2 separate regions of the Homo sapiens genome follow, and region 2 is linked to region 1. A link is a loop called in an ENCODE intact Hi-C map of the cell type or tissue named here. Cell type or tissue: sigmoid colon. All regions are shown on one strand. Each heading gives the region's core, and the rest is flanking DNA. Links, peaks and the distances in the headings are about the cores only.

Region 1 (10,729 bases), core at 1,135-9,134:
TTAACACAAGAATCCTCCGAGTCTGTAATGTGCCAATTTGTATTTTCCCATGGAATTCTAACCACAGAGTTTTTAAAACTCAGAACATTTTAACATCCCCCAGGACACTCATGGAACACAGTTTGGGGAACCTGCTTTAGCATAATGCAGCAATTCCAAATTTTAGCATTAACGTGCCCTAAAAATATATTTCAGTCAGAAAAAGAAAAATTTTTGCCCATATCTAGCTTATTTCAGACATTCTCTAAAGCAATATAGAAATAACTGACTTATCTGTGTATTCAGTATAGAAAACTCCATTGTGATTTGATGACAGTTTCCCTATTAAGTATCTTGTCTAGAAATGTGTGTGTGTGTGTGTGGGTGTGTGTGTGCATGAAGGTGATTCATGGAAAAGTAAAGAAAAAAAGAGTAAGAGAGGTGAAAGAGGTATAGTTGTCCTTTGGTATCCTTGGGGAACTGGTTCCAGGACCCCATAAATATCAAATTCTCAGATGCTCAAATCCCTTATATAAAAATAACATAGTATTTGCACATAACCCACATATATCCTCCCATATAGTTTAAATCACCTCTAAATTACTTATAATACCTAATACAATGTAAATGCCATGTAAATAGTTGTTATACTTTATTTTTTTATTTGTATTATGTTTTATTGTTGGATTGTTGTCTTTATTTTTTAAAAATATTTTCTATCCACAGTTGGTGAATCCAAGGATGTGGAATCTATAGATATGGAGGGCTGATGGTATATGGGGATGTGAGTGAGGAGTGGAAGGGGAGGGCTGATGGTATATGGGGATGTGAGTGAGGAGTGGAGGGGAGGGCTGATGGTATATGGGGGTGTGAGTGAGGAGTGGAAGGGGAGGGCTGATGGTATGTGGGGGTGTGAGTGAGGAGTGGAAGGGGAGGGCTGATGGTATGTGGGGGTGTGAGTGAGGAGTGGAAGGGGAATGTTAGGAAGTGGAAAAAGAAAACGCTGCCTTTATAGCCAAACTGTCTCTAACCTGCTGATTTCTTCTAAAACCTTTTAAGTCCATACTTACATTTATAGCTATGTAAACAGAGAAATTGGTAATATTTGCATTGTAGGAGAGGTAACAGAAATGTCTTCCATCTCAATTTTATAGTAATATAGTTTCTAGACGTGTTTTTTCACTGTTGTTGCAAATCACTTAGAAAAAAGTGGTATTTTACTCAAATTTTCATCATCAATATCAATGGTATTATTTTCCTTGATTTCTGCACTGGGAATCTGTACTTTTAGAAACAGCAATGTCAATCTATGAACTGGATGTGGGATCTGAATGGACTTAACGGGTAGAATATGACATTAATATTTACATAAAAGGGCTTCATGGAAGATTGGTTAGGAACCTCAGCTGGGTGTGTAATGCATTCATTGAGAATTTTTATCACTTACAACGGCAAGGTGATACCAGTTGTCACGGCTGTGTTTTGCTTATGTTACTAAGCTATTAAAAGGGGTGTGTATCACTGTCAGCTTTTTCAATTGAATAGACTTTTTCAGAGCATGAAATTGCAGGGCACGCCTTGCTGGGAATGCTTCCAGAGAGCCAAGATGTGTAAACTCAGCCAGGATTATTCTTATCTGAATATCTATCCCGTGTTTAGTAGATGGAAGAGCTATGATTCAAGAGGTTAAGTGATATGCCCAAGGTCACAGTCACATTTTTGCTCATGATCAGTCTCCTGACCAAGTAGAAAGTGGTGGGTTTCCACAGTGCTCTCTTTAGCTTCTCTGAGAGCCATTATGTTATTGTTGTATGTTTTCACAGATTGCCACTCCTGTTAGACTATGAGTCCCATGAGAATAAGGACAGTGTTTTTCCAGCCTTCATCACAGGAACCATTTTTGAAGCACCTGCTCTGTGCAAGCCTCATATACCTCATTTATATCTCTCAGACTAACCCCATGAGATTTATAACAGTACTTCTCTTTTACAGAGACTTAGAGGTTAGGTAACTTGACCAAGGCCACATTAGCTAGAAGGTGATACAGCTGGAATTCAACCTAGGATGTCTGACCCCAAAGCCTGTGATCTTTCCCCTACCTCAAATGGCTGTACATTTTTCCTGTGCATTCTCCTTGTTAGTCCTTAGCACTGACTGACCATCGGGCTAGGCCTGTGGTGCACTTCTGCTATGTGTTTATTGAATGAATGCATGGATGGATGAGAATCATAACTTGGGAAACAATGACCAGCTTTCCTCCTGGAACTTACTGGTGGTGTGGTATTGGGCAAACCCCCAGATCAACTGGATCTCTCCATAAGAAGAAAACAATAATGCCTCACTAGTCCGAAGGGAAGATAATGAATCAGATGCTCTATCGAAGTCTTTTCCAGAAAACAGACTGAAGCTGGGATGCTCGCTTGTAAATGGTTCTTGGAGAGCCCATCAGGCATGGAACCTATTTCTATAGGAACTGTCTGCTCCTCTTTTTGTCCTGGGAGAAATGTAACTCAAGGGAAAAGAAATCAAGGTTGGAGTTATCAGGTGAGATGCATTGTGAGTAATCAACAACCTCCCCAGCAGCCAAGATGGCTAGACAATCAATCAGTCTTCGTGCCTGAAGACTTTCTTGTATCATCTGGGACTACCCTGAACTTTAACCTTAAAGTTTCACTTATAAGGTCCTGGTATTATTCACCGACAGTCCTATGTCATAAATTAATCATCATCAACAACAAAAATGACTCATATTAAGCATTATAGGGAGATCCTTATAACCTAAAGAAGCAGATAGAAACACAGATGGGATACTTAGAGTGGGGAAAAATGCTTGGTTTAATGTTGTTAAGAGTCATTAAATGGTAACCATTGGATTATGGATAGTGTTGTGTTATAGATTGTATTTTGTACTATGTATTTAAAAAACGGGGAACTATACCAAGGCTACCTAAAAAGATCTGACATTTTAAGATCTGAGGGCATTTATAATATGCTCTCTATGATTCTGTAGAAACCGAGTATTATAAAGAAACATTGACTACTACTAACAGAAGGACACAAACTGGTCTAAGGAGGCTGATATCTTATCAGAGGTACATGGTGTTTCATCCAGATAAGCCAATAGGACCTTTATTAGTTTAGAACAATTACCTTTTGAGCTCAGCTACTACCACTAGTAAGAAGTTAGAATCTTCTTAAGAGGAAGACAGAGCATGTCAAACAGAATCAGAGAGTCAACATCTCTAATTTACCATCAGTCATGCAATCACTGAACAATTTGTAACTCTCAGTAGCATGCAAGACAATGAATTATGAAATGTGAGTGACAGTGGTGTACTGGAACTGGGTCATACTGGCTTGCAAGACTATTGTTAAATTTTCAAGAATTTTGCAAGCTCATTAAGCACAGCCTTTATTAAAAACTACATTATATAAATTTACTGTTTAGTAAATTATATTAAAACAATGGCAACAGATACCCAAAATTTATCACCTTCTAATTATTTCACAATATTTTATTGTTTTATGTCTTGAAGTTTATTTTCATCTATTGTATCTTTATAATGGAAACACTTTATCGTGATGTACTACTGAGCATCTCTTCCCAACTCTGACATCAGCAACATTGGTAGCTTGAAAATGACTACAGTGGGAGTATTTACATTATGGAAATGATCAATAGCCACAAAGCAAGGCTTGATTTATAGTTTTGTTGATTGTCTAAACTCAAGAAAGTGATGGAAAGTATAATGCACATTAAAGTATCTCCTGTTTGTAGCCATGAAATTGTGACAGGCACACACACACACACACACACAAATTGAAGCTACATTCTCCCACTATTTGAAAATAATTATCTGATTCAGCAAAGAAGTCATTCGTGTCATTAAAGTTTCCATATACATCTTCATTTTTGTCTTGTTAATGTGAACGGAGCTGTCAACCAACATTCATGTTGGACTCCTCTTATTCATTAATTGCAACTACAGGTTGGTTAGAAATACAAGAGTTTGGCAAAAATCAACAAAATAATTCTGTAAAAACCAACTGGCTATATGGAATTTATAATACAGAGTATTTGTATATTTTATTACTATTTATAAATTATAAGCTAAGAATTGTTTAATATCATTAAAATATAATAAACATTATGTACAGATACATACATTTTTCCCCAGAGATTCAGCTGTTAAATGTTTGTATCACTGTGAATGGGCCCCTGTTTCTGTCCTTAAGAGGTTAACATTTGGTGGGACGTGGGCAAAAATCCTACAGTGCAGGCTCTGGTGTGGTCAAAGCCATCAGAAAGAAACCCAGTCTCTTCGGAGCTCAGAAGAGGAAAAAGCACTGCCAGCCAGGAAAAACTGAAAGTTTTCATTTACGGGCTACAGAGAAAATTGTGTAGATCTTTAAACTGACAAGAGTTTGTGGAAACAAAAGCAGAGTTGGATATAGATAGATGTGCTGTATTTTTATAAAATATTTGAAATGTCATTTCTCAGTGATTTAATAAGAAAGTTAATTTATTTTTGTTGACATTGTTGGAAATAGTTTATCTTTTGTTTATAAACCAGAAACAGCCAGAGTCTGGCGTGTGTTAACTTGAGTCTGATTTGTGCTGGTCTTTGTCTAATTTACGTTCGCTTCAGTCAGCCAGTTATGAGGTTGCCAGGCTGTGGAGATGAAGGTGGCAGATAGCGGGCTGAGTCTTCCACAACCTTAGCGCAAGCTTCCAACACAGCTTGTCAGGCTATATAGGGAAGAATCTATTCAGCTTAGGGTGTGCGTGCTGACTGTGGGCCCCTGGGGAAGGAAGCCTCTCTAGCTATCTCTTTACGAAGCTATAGCAGACGCTGTCCACACTTCAACCCATGTCTCCTCGGACCCTTTGATCATTTTCCTGAGCACAGACTCCCCGTATGCTTATTCTTACATCTCCTTGAAGATGAACTGTCCTCAGGCTGCCAGAATCTACTTTGCTTAGGCAAGAAAGCCTGGAAGTGCTTGGGAATTTGTGCCTCAGGCCAATCCATAACCAAAGACTAATGAGTTCTGGGGTATAAATACCCCAGATGCTCTTCTCCTGAGGCGTGACCCTCTGAGGCATGACCTACCCTGTTTCCAGAGCTCCTCCTGTGGGAATGAACCAAAGTTACCCTCCTGGGACTTTGCTGGATACCACATTCCTGCATCTCCCAACTTCCCTTCTATAATAGATCCTACTTCCCCATTTCTTTCCCAGTTTTTCCCAGTAGAACATTTCTTGATAAATCACTTTCACACTAATCCTTGGAGTCTTCTTCTGGTGAACCTGACCTAAGACAGTGGCCATGTTTTATGTGGTGTGTTCCCCACCCCCATTTATTGGCCATGAATGTTTGGACCACAGGTAAACACCCAGCTCAAAGGTGGCCCCTCTGTGGACTGGCCAGTGGATTGAGGTGGCATAGCTCAAGTGCCAACCTAGGCAGATCCTCTCTCTCATGGGGTTTGATATTGAGTCATATAGAGAGTGACTGAGTCATCATATTTGATATTGCAAAACTCTGGCTGAGATTCACGACTCGATCTGCCAAGAAGCAATGAGATAACTCTCACTGGAGCCTTCTTACATTCTGAAGGACTTTGTCGTTTGCAAACATGCTCCCATTTCCATGGCATTTCTTAATTCTATGTGATTCCTTCCTATAATCCTCATTACTCAAGGTAATGGGATGTCTCTGGTCCTCAAAAAGCCTAAAATACAAGCTAGGAATCACCTCATTGAGGGACCTAATTTTCTGGCCATTTATTGCTGAATTATTTAGGGAAAGGGCCCTGAAAATTATCAAAGAGGCCATAATGATTTGAGTAGAAGCAACATGGAGCCAAATTAGCATTCATATAAGTTGGATAATGAAGATGAGGGAATCTATTTGAGATATTAAAAAGCTGAAAGGAAGCAGACTAGTGTTCTTACCTGAGGTAGAAAAAGCAGCTGAACCTCCTTTTGTCTTCCATATCTTCTGTCTTCCTCTCATTTGCAGCAGCCAAGATGGGGCTATCAAGTTGGGGAGCAGATAGTAGAAACAATGAGGGAAGAGTCTATATACTAGGAGTGTTGGAGCCCTTGAGTTTACAGTTGCCTTTTAAGTCTTTCAATGTCTTTTACTCAAGAAAGCACTTTAGTTCTAGTGATGAAAGAATCAGGCTAGACCAGAAACTGAGGCATGCTGTTTAGGGCTTGTTCTCTATCTAGATTAAAAAGGAGCTTTTGACCCAGCCCAGATCACTAGGGGCAAAAAAGAGACAGGAATTCAGGGCAGATATTTTGTTCAGAAATGCAGGTCGAACAATCTTTGGGGTATCAGGCCAGGTAGGGTATGGAGATGAGAGGTACCAACTCTACAATTCTCCATATTGAAAATGGAAGGTCAATATTTTATAGCCACAAGCAAATGCAAACAAATACAATTCATGTTTGCCTGGAATCAACATCACCTCCCCCTCTCCCACTCTGCACTTCTCTGAAATACTCATAAAAATCCTAAGTGCTCCTCAAAAGCCAATAATTAGCTCATCAGAGTCACACTACACAGACATATCTCCTCTGCTAGTACATTCCCTAGTGCAGGACAAGACACATCAAAATTGCCCAGAGAGCTTTTAAAATGTAGATTTCAGGGTCTCATCCCAAGAGGAACTGATTCAGTAAGCCAAGGATGAGGTCTGCGAACCCATACAAACTTTATTACAAATGAGCAGTTTACTTGGATTTGAGCAATGATACTAGATCTTAAATTTTATACAGATGATCTTACTGTATGTTAATCTTAAGGCTTTTTAAAGGCAAAGAAACTATCTTCTTTATTGATTTCCTTTGTTTGAGGTGCATATTTTTATGCGTTCATAAGCTATATTATAAACAGCTGCCAATTTTTGGCTAGTGAGATTTTAAAAGTAGTTATTTATAGGTCTAATTTAACTTTAAATGTTTTAAAGTCTCTAAGAGGAACCTTCAAATCTCTCCTGTTCCTCCCTCATCTGCTCTATGAAGCACACATTTTCTTTGAGAAGAGGTTTCAGATAATGGAATTGAAGTTAGTCAAATCACAGAAAGTGAAACCTAGAGGGATTTTAATAGCTCCCCAGTTCAGCCCCCTCATTAGATGAGAAAATTGAGGCCAAAAAGTTTAATTGATTTGCCCAAAGTCAGCCAAGTGCTTGAGACAAGTATCTCCAACATCGTTTGGTCTCTCCCTTATACCCGGGAGGCCTGGTGCGAATATTCTCATTGGAATTTTATTTCTGGTGCCATTCTGCAAACAGCACTTTCTGGCCAAATTGAGCAGATATGAGTGCGCTATCCCTGAAATCACCCCATCTAGGCAGCTCCATCTCCCATCTGCTACAAAGGATCTATCCGCCACTGCCTATAGACTTCCTTAAGGAAGAAACTTCAAAATTCTAAGTTAAAAAAAAAAAAGCAAATTTCATCATGCCTCAAAATACCGTAATGTTTCTCACTTACCTAAATCTCTGGGGCCTGCTTACACATATCTGCTGAGCATATCTACCTAGACATTCTCTTTATATATACATACATAAAAGGTATTTATATAAATACTGTAGGTATTGATATATACATATATACGCATATACACACACTTACATACCTACATATCTACATGTATATCTCTACTTCCCTGTAAATTATTTGTCTGAGTCCAAAGTAAGAGTCATAAACTCCACACTGTATTGGTTCTTCTTATCTCATCCAGCACAACCACCTTTGGATTGTCATTCAACTGAAAAATAAACAGAAAACACAGTGGGCACTGTGATGCTCTGTAGGCAATCGTGTGCACCTCTCCATGTCCAGGGCCAAGCAGATTACTCATAGCTGCCCACAAGCCAAGTGCCATTCCCCTTGCTTCTACCCAACCCTTCAAAGTCACCGATGCTCTGAGGACACTAGGTGTGTCATTGATGTGAATTCCAAAAGGGATCATCTACTGCTTAGCCCCTGTAGAAATCTGGTACTGCAGAGGCCCAGACATGACAGTGTCTGCCCCCGTGAGACAGTGTCTGAGGTTCATGTGCACTCTGCCCTCTGCCATGTGTCAGAGCCCCAGCTTCCATGCTTTGGGCAGGTGACAAGTGGGTTGACTTATGGATGCCCCAGTTGTTCAGTAGCCAGGTCATGGTCAACCCTTTGCTCCCAGTTTTGAACGCTTCTTCTTTTCTGTATAACCCACCCTGCCAACTAAATGTTTCCTTTTCTCCATGTGCCATGGTGTGGAAAGGGCTGGGAAGTGCTGCCCAGGATGTGCATCTACTAAGCATTCCTGAGGGCCACAGTTACCTGCTGTAGCAGCTCCCCAATCCCCCATCTGGGGTCCCCACTGCAGCGAGGGAGCTGTGTGCTCCAGCAGGACGAGAGTGGCAGGAGACGTTTTTCTATCTAAGGTGGCTCCCATGGCACAGAGGAAAGAACACAGGCTCAGGAATGAGACAGACCTGCTGCATTGGTAGCCTTGGTTTTGCCCCCTACTCATGCAAGACATTGAACAAACCATTTTAACCTCTCTGAGGCGGTTCCAAGATGGCCGAATAGGAGCAGCTCCAGTCTACAGCTCCCAGCATGAGAGACGCAGAAAACGGGTGATTTCTGCATTTCCAGCTGAGCTTTGAAGAGAGTAATGGTTCTCCCAGCACGGAGTTTGAGATCTGAGAACGGACAGACTGCTTCCTCAATTGGGTCCCTGACCCCCGAGTAGCCTAACTGGGAGGCACTCCCCAGTGGGGGCAGACTGACACCTCACACGGCTGGGTACCCCTCTGAGACAAAACTTCCAGAGGAACGATCAGACAGCAACATTTGCTGTTCTGCAGCCTCCACTGCTGATACCCAGGCAAACAGGGTCTGGAGTGGGTCTCCAGCAAACTCCAACAGACCTGCAGCTGAGGGTCCTGACTGTTAGAAGGAAAACTAACAAACAGAAGGGACATCCACACCAAAACCCCATGTGTACATCACCATCATGAAAGACCAAAGGTAGATAAAACCACAAAATGGGGAAAAAACAGAGCAGAAAAACTGAAAATTCTAAAAATCAGAGTGCCTCTCCTCCTCCAAAGGAACACAGCTCCTCACCAGCAACAGAACAAGGCTGGACAGAGAATGACTTTGACGAGTTGAGAGAAGAAGGCTTCAGATGGACAAACTTCTCCGAGCTAAAGGAGGAAGTTCGAGCCATCGCAAAGAAGTTAAAAACCTTGAAAAAAGATTAGACGAATGGCTAACTAGAATTACCAATGTAGAGAAGGCCTTAAATGACCTGATGGAGCTGAAAACCATGGCAGGAGAACTATGTGACGAATGCACAAGCTTCAGTAGCCAATTTGGTCAGCTGGAAGAAAGGGTATCAGTGATTGAAGATCAAATGAATGAAATGAAGTGAGAAGAGAAGTTTAGAGAAAAAAGAATAAAAAGAAATGAACAAAGCCTCCAAGAAATATGGGACTATGTGAAAAGACCAAATCTACATCTGATTGGTGTACCTGAAAGTGACGAGGAGAATGGAACTAAGTTGGAAAACACTCTGCAGGATATTATCCAGGAGAACTTCCCCAACCTAGCAAGGCAGGCCAACATTCAAATTCAGGAAATACAGAGAATGCCACAAAGATACTCCTCGAGAAGAGCAACTCCAAGACACATAATTGTCAGATTCACCAAAGTTGAAATGAAGGAAAAAATGTTAAGGGCAGCCAGAGAAAAAGGTTGGGTTACCCACAAAGGGAAGCCAATCAGACTAACAGCTGATCTCTCAGCAGAAATTCTACAAGCCAGAAGAGAGTGGGGGCCAATATTCAACATTCTTAAAGAAAAGAATTTTCAATCCAGAATTTCATATCCAGCCAAACTAAGCTTCATAAGTGAAGGAGAAATCAAATCCTTTACAGACAAGCAAATGCTGAGAGATTTTGTCACCACCAGGCCTGCCCTACAAGAGCTCCTGAAGGAAGCACTAAACATGGAAAGGAACAACCGGTACCAGCCACTGCAAAAACATGCCAAATTGTAAAGACCATTGATGCTAGGAAGAAACTGCATCAACTAACAAGCAAAATAACCAGCTAACATCAAAATGACAGGATCAAATTCACACATAACAATATTAACCTTAAATGTAAGTGGGCTAAATGCTCCTATTAAAAGACACAAACTGGCATATTGGATAAAGAGTCAAGACCCATCAGTGTGCTGTATTCAGGAGACCCATCTCACGTGTAGAGACACACATAGGCTCAAAATAAAGGGATGGAGGAAGATCCACCAAGCAAAGGAAAACAACAAAAGGCAGGGGTTGCAATCCTAGTCTCTGATAAAACAGACTTTAAACCAACAAAGATCAAAAGAGACAAAGAAGGCCATTACATAACAGTAAAGGGATCAATTCAACAAGAAGAGCTAACTATCCTAAATATATATGCATCCAATACAAGAGCACCCAGATTCATAAGGCAAGTCCTGAGTGACCTACAAAGAGACTTAGACTCCCACACAATAATAATGGGAGACTTTAACACCCCACTGTCAACATTAGGCTGATCCATGAGACAGAAAGTTAACAAGCATATCCAGGAATTGAACTCAGCTCTGCACCAAGTGGACCTAATAGACATCTACAGAACTCTCCACCCCAAATCAACAGAATATACATTCTTCTCAGCACCAAATAGCACTTATTCCAAAACTGACCAC
Region 2 (8,000 bases), core at 1-8,000, 150 kb after region 1:
ATCCCAGGACAAGCTCAGCTACTCGCCTGCCCTGGCAACAGGTTCCGAGTGTCACCAGCACTGCAACAGCCCCTGTGGTGTGCTGGGTCCTCCAGGCTCACTCTGGCCCTTCTGATGCCCTAGCCCCTTGGGCCGCCTTCTAAGGAGTCCACCTGTCCTCTTCACACCAAACGGACCTAATTTACCCAGGTAGAAAAACTCTCAGTGGGTGTCTCCAGGGTACCGTCCCCACTGTCACCGCATCATATTCTAAGCCAGTGGGTGAACAACCTCGGTTCTGGCTCCCCTTTTAACGTGATCAGAGTCTGCCCATGGGCAAGAAAACAGACTCTGTCAGATCATGCATTCTTGTGTTGCTCCTGCCATAACTTTGACCTCCAGCAAATCACCCAGTGCCTCAGTTTCCCCACCGTAAAAGTAGCTCAGAAATGTGATGACTCAAGCCCCCAAAGAAATTCTGGGTAGTTTTGTGTGTCTTCAACACTGCTGAGTGTTTTTTCCAGGTGGCTGGATGACAAATCTTCCTCTAGGATATGTGGGGTTGTAATTTGCCCTCAGAGATGCAGGTGCCCCAGGAGTCTCCTTTAACAAATGAAAAGCCGGTCTCTGCCACATGCCAGGATGCTTGTGAACATCACAGAGGCCACCCGAACCCTATCACAGACCTTCCCTGCTCTGGTGGCTATTAACTCTCCTTCTGAGAAAAACCTCTGAGGATCGGAGCCCACATTTTGTTCAGGGATCCAGCCTGGGCTATTGCCCCAGCTCCAGGAAAGAAGGAGCTGCATGCCTTCTCTGCTTCTATTCTGATTTTTTTTTTTTTTTTTTTTTTGAAGTGGAATCTCGCTCTGTCGCCCAGGCTGGAGTGCAGTGGCACGATCTTGGCTCACTGCAACTTCAACCTCCTGGGTTCAAGCGATTCTCCTGCTTCAGCCTCCCAAGTAGCTGGGACTACAGGTGTACGCCACCACAGTCAGCTAATTTTTGTATTTTTAGTAGAGACAGGGTTTCACCATATTGGTTAGGAGGCTGGTCTTGAACTCCTGACCTCGTGATCTGCCTCTAGGCCTCCCAAAGTGCTGGGATTACAGGTGTGAGCCACCACACCCAGCCCATTCTGATTTTTTAAAAACTGTCCCACATATCAACCCACCATGTTACCACCTGTTTTAACCAATTTGTATTGGAAGTAATGGGCAGAAAGTGTTAAGCTGTGCCGCATATTATGAAATATGACCAGCCCACCCTGGAACACTTTGCAAGGCTCTATCACCTCCACATCCTACTTAACCCTTATAGCTGTCCCAGGAGAGCCCACTCCCTCCACCATTGTATAGACACAGAACTGCTGCACAAAGAACAGAACATAAGCAATTTGGTCAAGATCACTGAAGCAACTGGGATTCGAACCTAGGACTTGCCTGACTCCAAATCCCAGCTATTAACACTTCACTCTGCCTCATCAGGGGGAGAGAAAAATTACATAAGCCAAGGAGAGGTGGTTACATGGAAAGCAAATAAAGAGGAGAAGTGAGTGATCTCAGCCATGGAAGGTTGACAATTCAGGCCATGCAATATATGCTTATTATTATGGTAGACTTCCTATTTGACCTCTTTGAACTTGTGAGATCACTTTAATTCTATAATTTACTTATTCATTCTTTCACTAAGAATTTGCTGAAAATTTATCATGTGTGAAAATGTCTTGTAAACTCTTTTTTTTTTTTTTCCCTGAGACAGAGTCTTGCTCTGTCGCCCAGAGCTGGAGTGCAATGGCGTGATCTCAGCTCACTGCAACCTCCGCCTCCCAGGTTCAAGCAATTCTCCTGCCTCAGCCTCCTGAGTAGCTGGGATTACACGCGTGCGCCACCACACCAGGCTAATTTTTGTATTTTTAGTAGACGGGGTTTCGCCATGTTGGCCAGGCTGGTCTTGGAATCCTGACCTCATGATCTGCCCACCTCGGCCCCCCAAAATGCTGGGATTACAGGTGGGAATCACCGCGCCTGGCCACAATTATTAATTTTTAAACCTGGTGAGAGATGCAAAAGATGTCTGCCCTTAAGGAATTTATAACTTGTTGAACCTAGAATACATATTTCCCTTCTTAGAACAAAAATCAAGCATCTTCTAATAAAAGTGGGAAGGTACAGGATGTAGCTAAAGCATTTCTGTCAGGGTTTTCCCACTGTCCCTTCCTGTTCATCACTGTCCCTTCCTGTTGACTCATTTCAACTTGGGATTCACTATGACCACTAGATCCTTTTCCTCTCTATTTCTCTTTAAGTCCATTCTAACCACCTGGACATTATTTAATCCCAAATTCACAATGCCCACCTTCCCAATCTTTAACTGACTTGGTGAGCTATTAACAAGAGTTCTATTTGACCCAACGACTCACGGAGGAAAGAAGAGAACTTCACATTTGTGGGACTGGCCACAATATGCACTCAGGAGCTGTAGGACTAATGGCCACTCCTCAGAGAGTCCTTGGGGTAAGTGAGGCATAACAGAGAGGCTAACTATAGTAAGTAAGTGGGCTGAGCCTGGCCTGGTTGCTCTCAGCCTTTTCCGCCACTCATTTCCATCAAAAGACTGCCTTTAGGAGCAACGGAGGTTAATGAAGCTGTCCACAATGGGGCAGCCAGCGGTAGTGCGACTGAAGTGGAAATCATGTGAGTTAGGTGAAAAAGTACAAACTGGCCTGATTCAGGGAGCTGCCACCCAGCTGGAGAACAGGTGTTACCTCTCAGTGGGCAGAGCTGCACAAGGCCAGATCCTCTCCCTTCTTAGTCACGAAGGTGCCCTCTGGCTCCAAGGGGAGGAGAGGGAACCAGACCTCACTCCCCAGGCCTCAGACCCCCCATCTCTCTCCATGTCCTTCCCGCTGTGACCTCCTTCAACGGTATAATCACTCAGCCTGTTAGGCACTAAGTAGTAAAACTGGTCAACCTTTAAAACCACTTTTCATTACGAAGGCCCAAAAAAAGATAAAAGATGAAATTTAATGGGGGGTGGGGGGGCACAAGAGGGTGATTGAAAAAAACACAGATAATTTCTGGAATTGGATCTGTTAAGCCTTACACATTAGTCCCCGCCCTCGGAAGTAAGGGCCTGTCATTCTGTAAAGGGACGCAGCCACACGCAGAGAAGGTGGAGGTCTCCACCCCTTCCCTCTTCGTCCTCGCCTAGGAGGGACCGTGGTGCCAGTAAAACAGGGACTGGCTGGCCCAGAGCCTTGGGGATCCCCTCCTTTGTCTGGAACCCTCTGGCTCACCGCATCCTTCCTCGGGGCCGCATGGCCCTGCCCCACAAAGCAGGCGTGCTGGGGGCTGCTTGGCCAGGAAAGCGGACGCTTGCAGGGACCACGCTGCTGCCTCTCTTCTGCCCTTTTCCCCTTAGTTTTACAAGTTCCCTGTTCGTTCGTTCTTTCTCTCTCTCCTCTCTCTCTCTTTCTCTCTCCTCTCTCCCGTCTCTTTCTCTCCTTCTCCGTCACTCTCTTCCCTCCCTCTCTCCTCTCTCCTCTCTCTCCTCTCTCTCTCTCTCTCTCTCTCCTGCGAGGAGCTTCAGATTTGTGGGTTGTTTTTAATGCATTCCGGATGCCAGATGAAATTTTGGCCCGGGCTCACCAGTTCCTCTGCTATTGGGACTCTCCCCACCTCCCCTCCAGGCCCAAAGCCGCAAGGAGAGAAATAGGCGGGCGGGCGCCATCTGTTGGCAGTTGCCTGGAGCCGCACGAAGAGGTGGAGAACTAAGGCGGGGCGCAGGTTTCCAGTAAAGAGCTCGATCCGTGATCCTCGTGAAAGAATTAATGTCTACCTGATGAAACTTCCTCGAGGGATGGCCCGGGCAGCGGCTCACGCCTGTTATCCCAGCGCTTTGGAAGGCGGAAGCGGGAGGATCTCTTGAGCCCAAGACTTTCAGACCAGTCTGGGCAATGTGGCGAGACCGTCTCTACAAAAAATAAAATAAAAATAAATTAGCCAGGTGTAGTGGCGCGCCTGTGGTTCCAGCTACTTGACAGGCCGAGATGGGAGGATCGCTTCAGCCCAGGAAGTCGAAGCTGCAATGAGCTGTGACCACGCCACTGCACTCCAGCCTGGGCGACAGAGCAAGACCATGATATTTCAAGAAAAGTCCTTGAGGCAAAAGGTGACCTGCTTTAGAACGCCTCAGTGCTTAGACATGAACAGTGAAGGGGACTGAAGATTGTTGGAACACGGTGCAGAACCCTCTTAGTCTCGTTTTGTTGCCTTATTATGTTCTATTTCAACTTTCAAAAAAAATTGCTGGCATTAGCATGTCGAAAAATTGGTGACATTAGAATGTCAAATTCTTTGAAGGATGGGGATTTTTGCATTCAGTTTTGTGTTCACCAAAATAAGCTAGCAGGAGATTCTGTGCAAGTTGACTTATAAGTATATGGTTTGCTGAAATCTTATGAGGAGAGGGAAATGTAAAGTAAATGAAGTGGAAATAAGTGGTTGTTATGGTTAGGAAAAGGCCATCGTAAGGCTTCATGGCTAGCATGCAGGCCACCGAAGTTCTATCCCAAACAGAAGGAAGCTCTTGTAGGATGGTGAGTTATGGTAGGGTTCTAGGAGGAGTGGGTGTCAGCCTTTTGGGAGGGGGAATGGAAGGGCTGGGAAGGGTGGGAGGAAGTGAATGAAGTTCCAAAGCCAGGAAGCTAGGCACAACCCTGTGAGTAGTACCAATACCTAAGGATGGTTTCTCAGGGACACTCAGAAAAAAGAGCCCAGTCTCCTGAGAGCAAGCATGCAGCCCTATCCCCACATTTTCCCCTGAACATGGTCCTGTCCACCAAATCAGGCCTGAGGATCCTGAAACACCTCCAGGCCCTGGGCCCTCACCCACTAGACAGCCCAGGAACCAGGAGCCTAGGCCTGAATAATGGGAAGCTCTGGTACTGGGCTTTATATTCCTGCATTTTCAACAGGAACAAGACTATGATGTGTGGGGTTTCACACCCTTTCTCCCTCCCTTTTCCTCTCAGAGCCACCTTTGTCTTTGCCAATTTGTCCCTGGGGTTTGGTGACACAGAGGCAGTGGCCAGAAAAGAGAGGCAGAATTGAAGTCGTGGTCATGGGGCTTTTGCTTCTGGACAAGGCTAAGATTTACTTGGATATGAACATAAAAATAAGGAGTTGCTGGAAGAGAAGAGCTGCGCTTTGGATGGGTTTATTAAGAGTTGAGAGCGCGGAAGATGAGGCAGCTTTGGAAATCAGCTGCAGTAGCATGAAGGATACTGAGAATCATTTTAATAAAGACAATTTTTTTTTAAGAGACAGGGTCTCGTGCTTTGGCCCAGGCTAGAGTGCAGTGGGGTGATCACAGCTCACTGAAGCCACAACTTCCTGGGCTCAAGCTGGGACTACAGGCACGCACCACCATGCCCAGCACATTTTTAAAATTTTTTTGTAGAGACAAGGTCTCACTATTTGGCCCAGCTTGGTCTCAAACCCCTAGCCTCAAATGATCCTCTCTCCTCAGCCTCCCAAAGTGCTGAGATTACAGGTGTGAGCCACTGTGCTCCACGGAGGATGAGGTTTATAAGGTGATTTCTGGTGCATCAAGAAGGTATTTTCCTCCCCTCCCTCTGACCTTCAGGGGCTTCTTGAGGGACCAAAACTTGGAAGGTACTTTCCATTGATCTTCTTCTGGAAGAAGGAGAGGGTCCAATAAAACCGCTGTTTATTTGAGTCAGCATCATGCACAGCCCAGGCCACACAGACCCACAGTTATATACTGATTACACATTCAACGCATGTGTGTTCTCAACACTGAAGAGGTAGTGGTAATGAAGGCAGCCATGGGGCTATAGTCCTAGACATTTTATTCCTTTAATATTTAAAGCAAACCTATCCAGCAAAACAAAGGAGGCAAAACAAAACAACAACAACAAAAAAAACCCCTGCATGTCAGTGTTTAGAAAATATCCAGACTATATGTCTTTCCAATATTCATGGAAATCTTTGATCCAAGGTGATGTTGATGAGCCTGTGGGTGGGCTGGGAGTTTGTTGGTGGACCTACAAGGCTGTGGAGCACATGTCAATTCTCCCACCAGTCTCAGGCAGTGACGCCTACTGGTTTAGAGCACAGATTCTAGATCGAGACATTCCTGGGTTCAAATCCCAGCACTGTTGTTTCCTTCCTGTATAACTCAAGAAAGTCTTGGCTTTTGCAGATACCACCGCCACCGGGAGCCCCATACTATTGAGAGGTGACAGCGTGCTGGCAGTCCTCAGAGCCCCGCTTGCTCTCGGAACCTCCTCTGCCAGGGCTCCCACTTTGGCGGCACTTGAGGAGCCCTTCAGCCCACCACTGCACTGTGGGAGCCCCTTTCTGGGCTGGCCAAGGCTGGAGCCCACTCCCTCAGCTTGCAGGGAGGTGTGGAGGGAGAGGGGCGAGCGGGAACCGGGGCTGCCTAGGGCGCTTGCGGGCCAGCTGGAGTTCCGGGTGGGCGTGGGCTTGGCGGGCCCCGCACTCGGAGCAGCCGGCCAGCCCTGCTGCCCCGGGCAATGAGCACCCGGGCCAGCGGCTGCGTACGGTGTACTGGGTCCCCCAGCAGTGCCAGCCCACCGGCGCTGTGCTCGATTTCTCACCGAGCCTTAGCTGCCTTCCTGCAGGGCAGGGCTCGGGACCTGCAGCCCGCCATGCCTGAGCCTCCCACCCGCTCCATGGGCTCCTGTGCGGCCCAAGCCTCCCCGACGAGCGCCACCCCCTGCTCCACAGCGCCCAGTTCCATCGACCACCCAAGGGCTGAGGAGTGCGAGCGCACGGCGCAGGACTGGCAGGCAGCTCCACCTGCAGCCCCGGTGCGGGATCCACTAGGTGAAGCCAGCTGGGCTCCTGAGTCTGATGGGGACGTGGAGAGTCTTTATGTCTAGCTCAGGGATTGTAAATACACCAATCAGCACCCTGTGTTTAGCTCAAGGTTTGTGAGTGCACCAATCGACACTCTGTATCTAGCTGCTCTGGTGGGGCCTTGGAGAACCTTTATGTCTAGCTCAGGGATTATAAATACACCAATCAGCACCCTGTGTCTAGCTCAGGGTTTGTGAGTGCACCAGTCGACACTCTGTATCTAGCTGCTCTGGTGGGGCCTTGGAGAACCTTTATGTCTAGCTCAGGGATTGTAAACGCACCAGTCAGCGCCCTGACAAAACAGGCCACTGGGCTCTACCAATCAGCAGGATGTGGGTGGGGCCAAATAAGAGAATAAAAGCAGGCTGTGGGCGCCAGCAGTGGCAACCTGCTCAGGTCCCCTTCCACACTGCGGAAGCTTTGTTCTTTTGCTCTTTGCAGTAAATCTTGCTACTGCTCACTCTTTGGGTCCACGCTGCTTTTATGAGCTGTAACACTCACCGCAAAGGTCTGCAGCTTCACTCCTGAGTCAGCGAGACCACGAACCCACCAGAAGGAAGAAACTCCGAACACATCCGAACATCAGAAGGAACAAACTCCAGACGCGCCACCTTAAGAGCTGTAACACTCACCGCGAGGGTCCGCGGCTTCATTCTTGAAGTCAGTGAGACCAAGAACCCACTAGAACACACTATCAGCCGTGGTCAACCCCACCATGTTCTTCAACATCGCCATCAACGGGGAGCCCTTGGGCCGCATCTCCTTTGAGCTGTTTGCAAACAAGATTCCAAAGACGGCAGAAAACTTTCATGCTCTAAGCACTGGAGAGAAAGGATTTGGTTATAAGGGTTCCTGCTTTCACAGAATTATTCCAGAGTTTATGTGTCAGGGCGGTGACTTCACATGCCATAATGGCACTGGTGCCTCTACGGGGAGAAATTTGATGTCGAGGACTTCACCCTAAAGCATACAGGTCCTGACATCTTGTCCATGGCAAATGCAGGACCCGATACAAACGGTTCCTAATTTTTCATCTGCACTGCCAAGACAGCGTGGTTGAATGGGAAGCAGGTGGTCTCTGGCAAGGTGAGAGAAGGCATGAATATTGTGAAG

The links. A loop is a pair of places that touch in the nucleus more often than their neighbours do. Peaks named below come from ENCODE experiments on the same cell type or tissue, not always from the same donor. Only the 100,000 strongest peaks of a DNase experiment are listed, where the experiment ranks them.
Region 2: a loop joins it to region 1, with 6 times the contacts of the local background. A loop is called at or near these places in 7 of 110 quality-filtered maps.

What each region holds. Positions count from the first base shown.
Region 1 is chr17:15,346,657-15,357,385 of GRCh38, forward strand. No RefSeq gene overlaps it. Among named protein-coding and RNA genes, the nearest start is that of TEKT3, 10 kb to the left of the region's middle. In sigmoid colon, for the core only: no CTCF peak of the experiment used is centred there; DNase peaks (open chromatin) are centred at 4,695 and 5,495; H3K4me3 peaks cover 710 bases; H3K27ac peaks cover 1,806 bases.
Region 2 is chr17:15,499,279-15,507,278 of GRCh38, forward strand. The region is part of intron 4 of TVP23C-CDRT4 (TVP23C-CDRT4 readthrough); the gene reads right to left. It also overlaps a transcript of TVP23C not described here and the pseudogene PPIAP53. Among named protein-coding and RNA genes, the nearest start is that of CDRT3, 32 kb to the left of the region's middle. In sigmoid colon, for the core only: CTCF peaks have their summits at 3,716 (motif pointing left) and 3,915; DNase peaks (open chromatin) are centred at 3,183 and 3,673; H3K4me3 peaks cover 1,216 bases; H3K27ac peaks cover 1,071 bases.